Linked DNA regions of Homo sapiens: region 1 is linked to region 2. Evidence: chromatin loops called from intact Hi-C (ENCODE). Cell type or tissue: body of pancreas. All regions are shown on one strand.

Region 1 (2,500 bases), 71 kb after region 2:
TTGATATACTCTTGTTTTTTACTTTTTATTTTGAAATATTTTTAGATTCACAGGAGGTTGCAAAGAAATATTCAAGAAGATCCTGAACACTCTTCACTTAGCCCCGCTTCAATGTTAACATTATGCATAACGATAGTACAATAGTCAAACCAGGAAACTGACAGTGATGTAGTCAACAGAAACTAGTCAGACTCCAGTAGTTATAATGTATGTATGTGTGTGTGTATGTGTGTGATTCTGTCCAATTGCATGTGCAACTTCATGTAACCACCACCACAATCAAGATATTTAATTGTATCATCAGCAAAGGACTGCCTCATGCTACCCCATTGTAGCCACATGCACAGTCCCTCTTCCATCATTCCTAACCTATGGCAACCACTGGAGGACATTTGGAGTTTCCAGTTTGGGGCTGTTATGAACCCAGATCTGCTATATGAACATTCACTTACAAGTTTCTATGTGAAAACAAGTTTTTATTCCTCTATGATCAATTATCTACAATTGCTGGATTGCATGGTAAATTCATTTTTACTTTTAAAGGAGTTGCCAAACTATTTTCCAGAGTGGCTGTACCATTTTATATTCCCATTAGCAATGTATGGATGATTCAGTTTCTCCACATCCTTGCCAGCATTTGGTGTTATCACTGTTTTTTATTTTAGCTATTCTCATAGGTGTGTAGTGATATCTAGTTGTGGTTTAGATTGCATTTTTCTGATGCCTAATAATGTTGGGGATCTTTTCATATGATTATTTGCCATCTGTGTATCTTCACGGGTGAAATATCTGTTCATCACTTTTGCTCATTTTTTTTTTTTTTTTGAGACGAAGTCTTGCTCTTGTCTTCCAGGCTGTAGTGCAGTGGCACGAACTTGGCTCACTGCAACCTCCGCCTCCTAGATTCAAGTGATTCTCCTGCCTCAGCCTCCCGAGTAGCTGGGATTACAGGCGCCTGCCACCACGCCTGGCTAATTTTTGTATTTTTAGTAGAGATGGGGTTTCACCATGTTGGCCAGGCTGGTCTTGAACTCCTGACCTCAGGTGATCAGCCCACCTCGGCCTCCGAAAGTGCTGGGATTACAGGCATGAGCCACCGCACCTGGCCCACTTTTGCTCATTTTCTAATTAGATTTTTTTTTTAATTGTTGAGTTTTAAGGGCTGTTTATATATTCTAGATACAAGTCCTTTGTTAGGTACGTGATTTGCAAATAATTTCTCCCAGAGTATAATTTTTTTTTCTGTTATCTTAACTTGACCCTTGACAGAATGAAAGTTTTTAATTTTGAGGAGGTCAAAGTTTTATCAAATTTTTTCCTTTTATGGATATTGTGTTTGGTGTATGTCTAGGAACTCTTTGCCTAATCATTAAGGTCCCAAAGCTCTTTCCTTTGATTTTTTTTTTCTACATGTCTTATAGTTTTATATTTAAGTCCTTGATTCATTTTGCGTTAGTTTTTGTATAAGGTATGAAATTTATGTCAAATTTCTTTTTTCTTTTTTTGCCTATAGATGTGCAAATACTCCAGCGCCATTAATTGAAAAGGCTGTCCCTCCTTCATGGAATTACTTTTGCTCCTTGTGACAAATCAGTTGGGCATATTTGTAGGGATCATTTTTCCTGGGCTCTCTACTCCATTCCATTTGATCTCTGTGTCTCTCCCTTTGCCTATATCACACTGTCTTGATTACTATATCTCTGTAGGAAGCCTTAATATCAGGCAGGGTGATTTCCCCAATTTTATTCTCCTTTTTCAAAGTTATTTGGCTATTCTCAGGCTTTTCTCTTTCTAATAAATTTTAGAATAAGTTTGTTTGCATCTACAAAATACCTTACAAAGTTTGACAGGACTTTTGTTAAGCCTGTCAGTCAATTTAGGCAGAATCGACCTTTTAACTATGTTGAGCGTTCCAGTCCATGAGTATGTCTCTTCAGTATTTAGGTCTTTGATTTCCTTCCTTGTCATTTTGTAATTTTTATTTTATATAGATCCTGTACATATTTTGTTAGATATATTCATAAGTATCTTCTTGTTATCTTTAGAGCAACTTTAAATGGTGTTGCATTTAACAGTCTTGATTTCCACTTCTTTGTTATTAGTGTATAGACATGCAATCAGTTTTTGAATGTTGATCTTGTACCCTGAAACCTTACTGAACTATATGTTTTCCTCTCAGCACTGTCTGAGCTGCATCCTACCAACTTGGTATGTCGTGTTGTCATTTTAGTGCAGTTCTATATAGTTTAAAATTTCCCTTGAGATTTCCCCTTTGACCTATGGATTAGTTAGAAGTGTGTTGGTTAATTTCCAAGTATTTGGAGATTTTCCTGTAGTTTTTTTGTCATTGATTTCTAGTTGGAGTCCATTTTGGTCAACATATTCTGCATGATTTTAATTTTTTTGAATTTATTAAGGCTTTTTTTTGTGACCCAGGATATGGTCTATCTGAGTGTATGTTCCATGGACAATTGAAAAGAATGTGTATTCTGCAGTTTTT
Region 2 (2,500 bases):
TCAGCCTACCGAGTAGCTGGGACTACAGGCACCTGCCACCACGCCTGGTTAATTTTTTTGGATTTTTAGTAGAGACGGGGTTTCACTGTGTTAGCCAAGATGGTCTCGACCTCCTGACCTCATGATCCGCCCACCTCGGCCTCCCAAGGTGCTGGGATTACAGGCGTGAGCCACCACGCCTGGCCCATGTTTTATCTTTTATACCATATTTTTACTGTGCCTTTTCTATGTTTAGATAGATACTTGTGTTACAGTTGCCCACAGTATTCAGCGTGGTAACATGCTGCCCAGGTGTGTAGCCTGGGAGCAATGGCCTGTAACCTATAGCCAAGGTGTGGAGTAGGTTTGTATAAAGTATGCTCTATGATGTTTGCACAATGATGAAATTGCCTAATGACAAATTTCTCAGAACACATCCCTGCCATTAAGCGATGCATAACTGTGTGTATATGTGTGTGTGTGTGTGTGTATGTGTACGTATATATGTGTGTATGTATGTGTATATATATATAAAATTTTTTTTATTTGGTTGGTTTTACATTCCTGGAATTGACTCTCCAGCAGGGCAGCTGTAAATATGAATTCCTCCGAACTGTTGTATGCATTGTTAATTTAGTAAAGTACAGTTTATGGTTTCCCACCGTTGGTTTAATTGTCAACTGTCTTGGAAAAATCCATTGTTGCAAAAACAGGAAAACCACTAATTGAGTGAATGCGTGCATTTAGGGATGATGGATTTCTCAGGTCTCTCTGGAAGCAAGTGTGTGCCTTGTGCAAATAAAACATAGTTTCTGTTTCTCAGTCTTTTGCTGTAATAAGTGAGCCATGTGCTCTAGCATCTGTCTGGATTATCCGGAGCTGGTGGCAGCTGTCACGGGTGTGGTGCAGTGGGGCCAGGCATGTGTTAGGAACTGGAAGCTCTGGGAAGCCAGGCTTTGCCTCCACGTGTGAGCCAGCTGTAGAGCGTCACTGCTCAGAGTTTGTCTTGACTCATCCTGAGAAGGGCACGTGGAGATCTGTGTCCCATTCCTCACCAGCCACTGAGTTACTATGGATGGAGGAGATGAGATGTGTGCAACTGTTCTGCTACAGTAAAGCACTCAGTCAGTGCAGTCACCAGGTTTAGGGTGTGTGTGTGTTTTACCAACTTGCCTGCTGGGTTTCAGACACCTGGCACTACCTCCAGCCTCTTACTGATTCTGGCTAGTACTTGTGAAAGCCGTCAGCTGGGTGATGAATGGACCGATTTTGGCCGCAGGTCCCTGCACTTCCCATCTGGCCTGACTGCTAGATTCTGAGCCCCTGAGGCAGGACTGAGTGGGTCACATTAATGGCTGATTGTCTCGGGAATGGCATTGGGTGAAGTCGAGGTTTTCCTGACCCACAGCTCCTAGTAGAAGTGCCTTTCTTTTGTGCATGTATTGTGAAGATTCTGCCTGTGAACTTTCTCTACCCTTTGAGTCCTAAGGTTCAGGTACTTGGAGAGGAGCGTGTCATCGTTTTGCAGGTTGGATGTGCGGTTGTTGGGGAAGACATCTTTGTGCTGTGTTGGGTTGGAAGCTTTGAGAGCAGAAGCCCCTCCAGACCAAGAACTCCTGATTATGTCTCTCCCTTGGGCTTTCGCAGTTTTCAGCTTCTAAATTAATTGCATTTTATTAAGTAATGGTTTTCTTCTTGATCACAGGCGTGCCTGTGCTTAATCAGCACTGACGACTGGTGCTGCTTCAGTTGATTTGATACACCTAGAGGCAGCCTCATCTCCAACTTGCCTTGACTTCGTCTGGGGAGCTGCCGTGGGGGACCCCTGGACTGGCAGCATTCCCACCCCTCACTTTGGCAACCCTGGTCTAACTCCGTACGTGTTACTCCTTTTATCTGTCACATAGGGTGGCTTAATCTAATAGTGGAAACAAAGGGGTGCGGGACACTAACATGGTAGGTCTCACCTTGCCTGTCATTCACCTCTCAGTCCTTTGACACTCAAGGACTCTGCAGTGGTAGAACCGGGGGCAGGTACCCTTCACTTTTCTTACCCCCGAGTCCCTTTGCCTGGAGCTCTGTCCATCCATCCACCCATCTACTCAGTAGGTATTTTCTGAGCAGCTACTGTATTCCAGCTTTCTTGTTCCCAGTTTAGAGCTGGGTGGGATCAGGAGGGAGGGCATGGAGGGGGCTGCTGGAGAATGTGCAGTGGCATCAGAGCCCCATTCTGGCTCTGGGTCCAAGGCCCTCCTAGAGAGGCACAGTCTGGCAGATGTGAGAGCCCCATGGTAGGTTGGGGTGGATCATGGACCCCATCCTATAAGAGTGGGTGGGTTTACCCCTTCAGAGCCCAGGCCAGAAGAGCCCTCCAGGCAAAGGGCCAGCCTGGAATGGGGCACCCTGGGCACAGGGGGGACTATGTGGTTTGTGTAGGTTAGAGCTGGAGATGGGGGTTGGAGGGCAGTTGCTGACGATTAGGAGCTTGGTGGCCCTAGAGAGTCCTTGCTGTGGGTTGGGA

Evidence for each region. Hi-C counts contacts between places; a loop is a spot of excess contacts. Peaks named below come from ENCODE experiments on the same cell type or tissue, not always from the same donor. Only the 100,000 strongest peaks of a DNase experiment are listed, where the experiment ranks them.
Region 1: it touches region 2 in a loop (2.2-fold over the local background); 14 of 110 quality-filtered maps call a loop at or near these places.

What each region holds. Positions count from the first base shown.
Region 1 is chr15:28,963,680-28,966,179 of GRCh38, forward strand. The region is part of intron 2 of APBA2 (amyloid beta precursor protein binding family A member 2); the gene reads left to right. Among named protein-coding and RNA genes, the nearest start is that of APBA2, 79 kb to the left of the region's middle. In body of pancreas, no CTCF peak of the experiment used is centred here; no DNase peak of the experiment used is centred here.
Region 2 is chr15:28,892,190-28,894,689 of GRCh38, forward strand. The region is part of intron 1 of APBA2 (amyloid beta precursor protein binding family A member 2); the gene reads left to right. Among named protein-coding and RNA genes, the nearest start is that of APBA2, 7.5 kb to the left of the region's middle. In body of pancreas, no CTCF peak of the experiment used is centred here; a DNase peak (open chromatin) is centred at 1,202.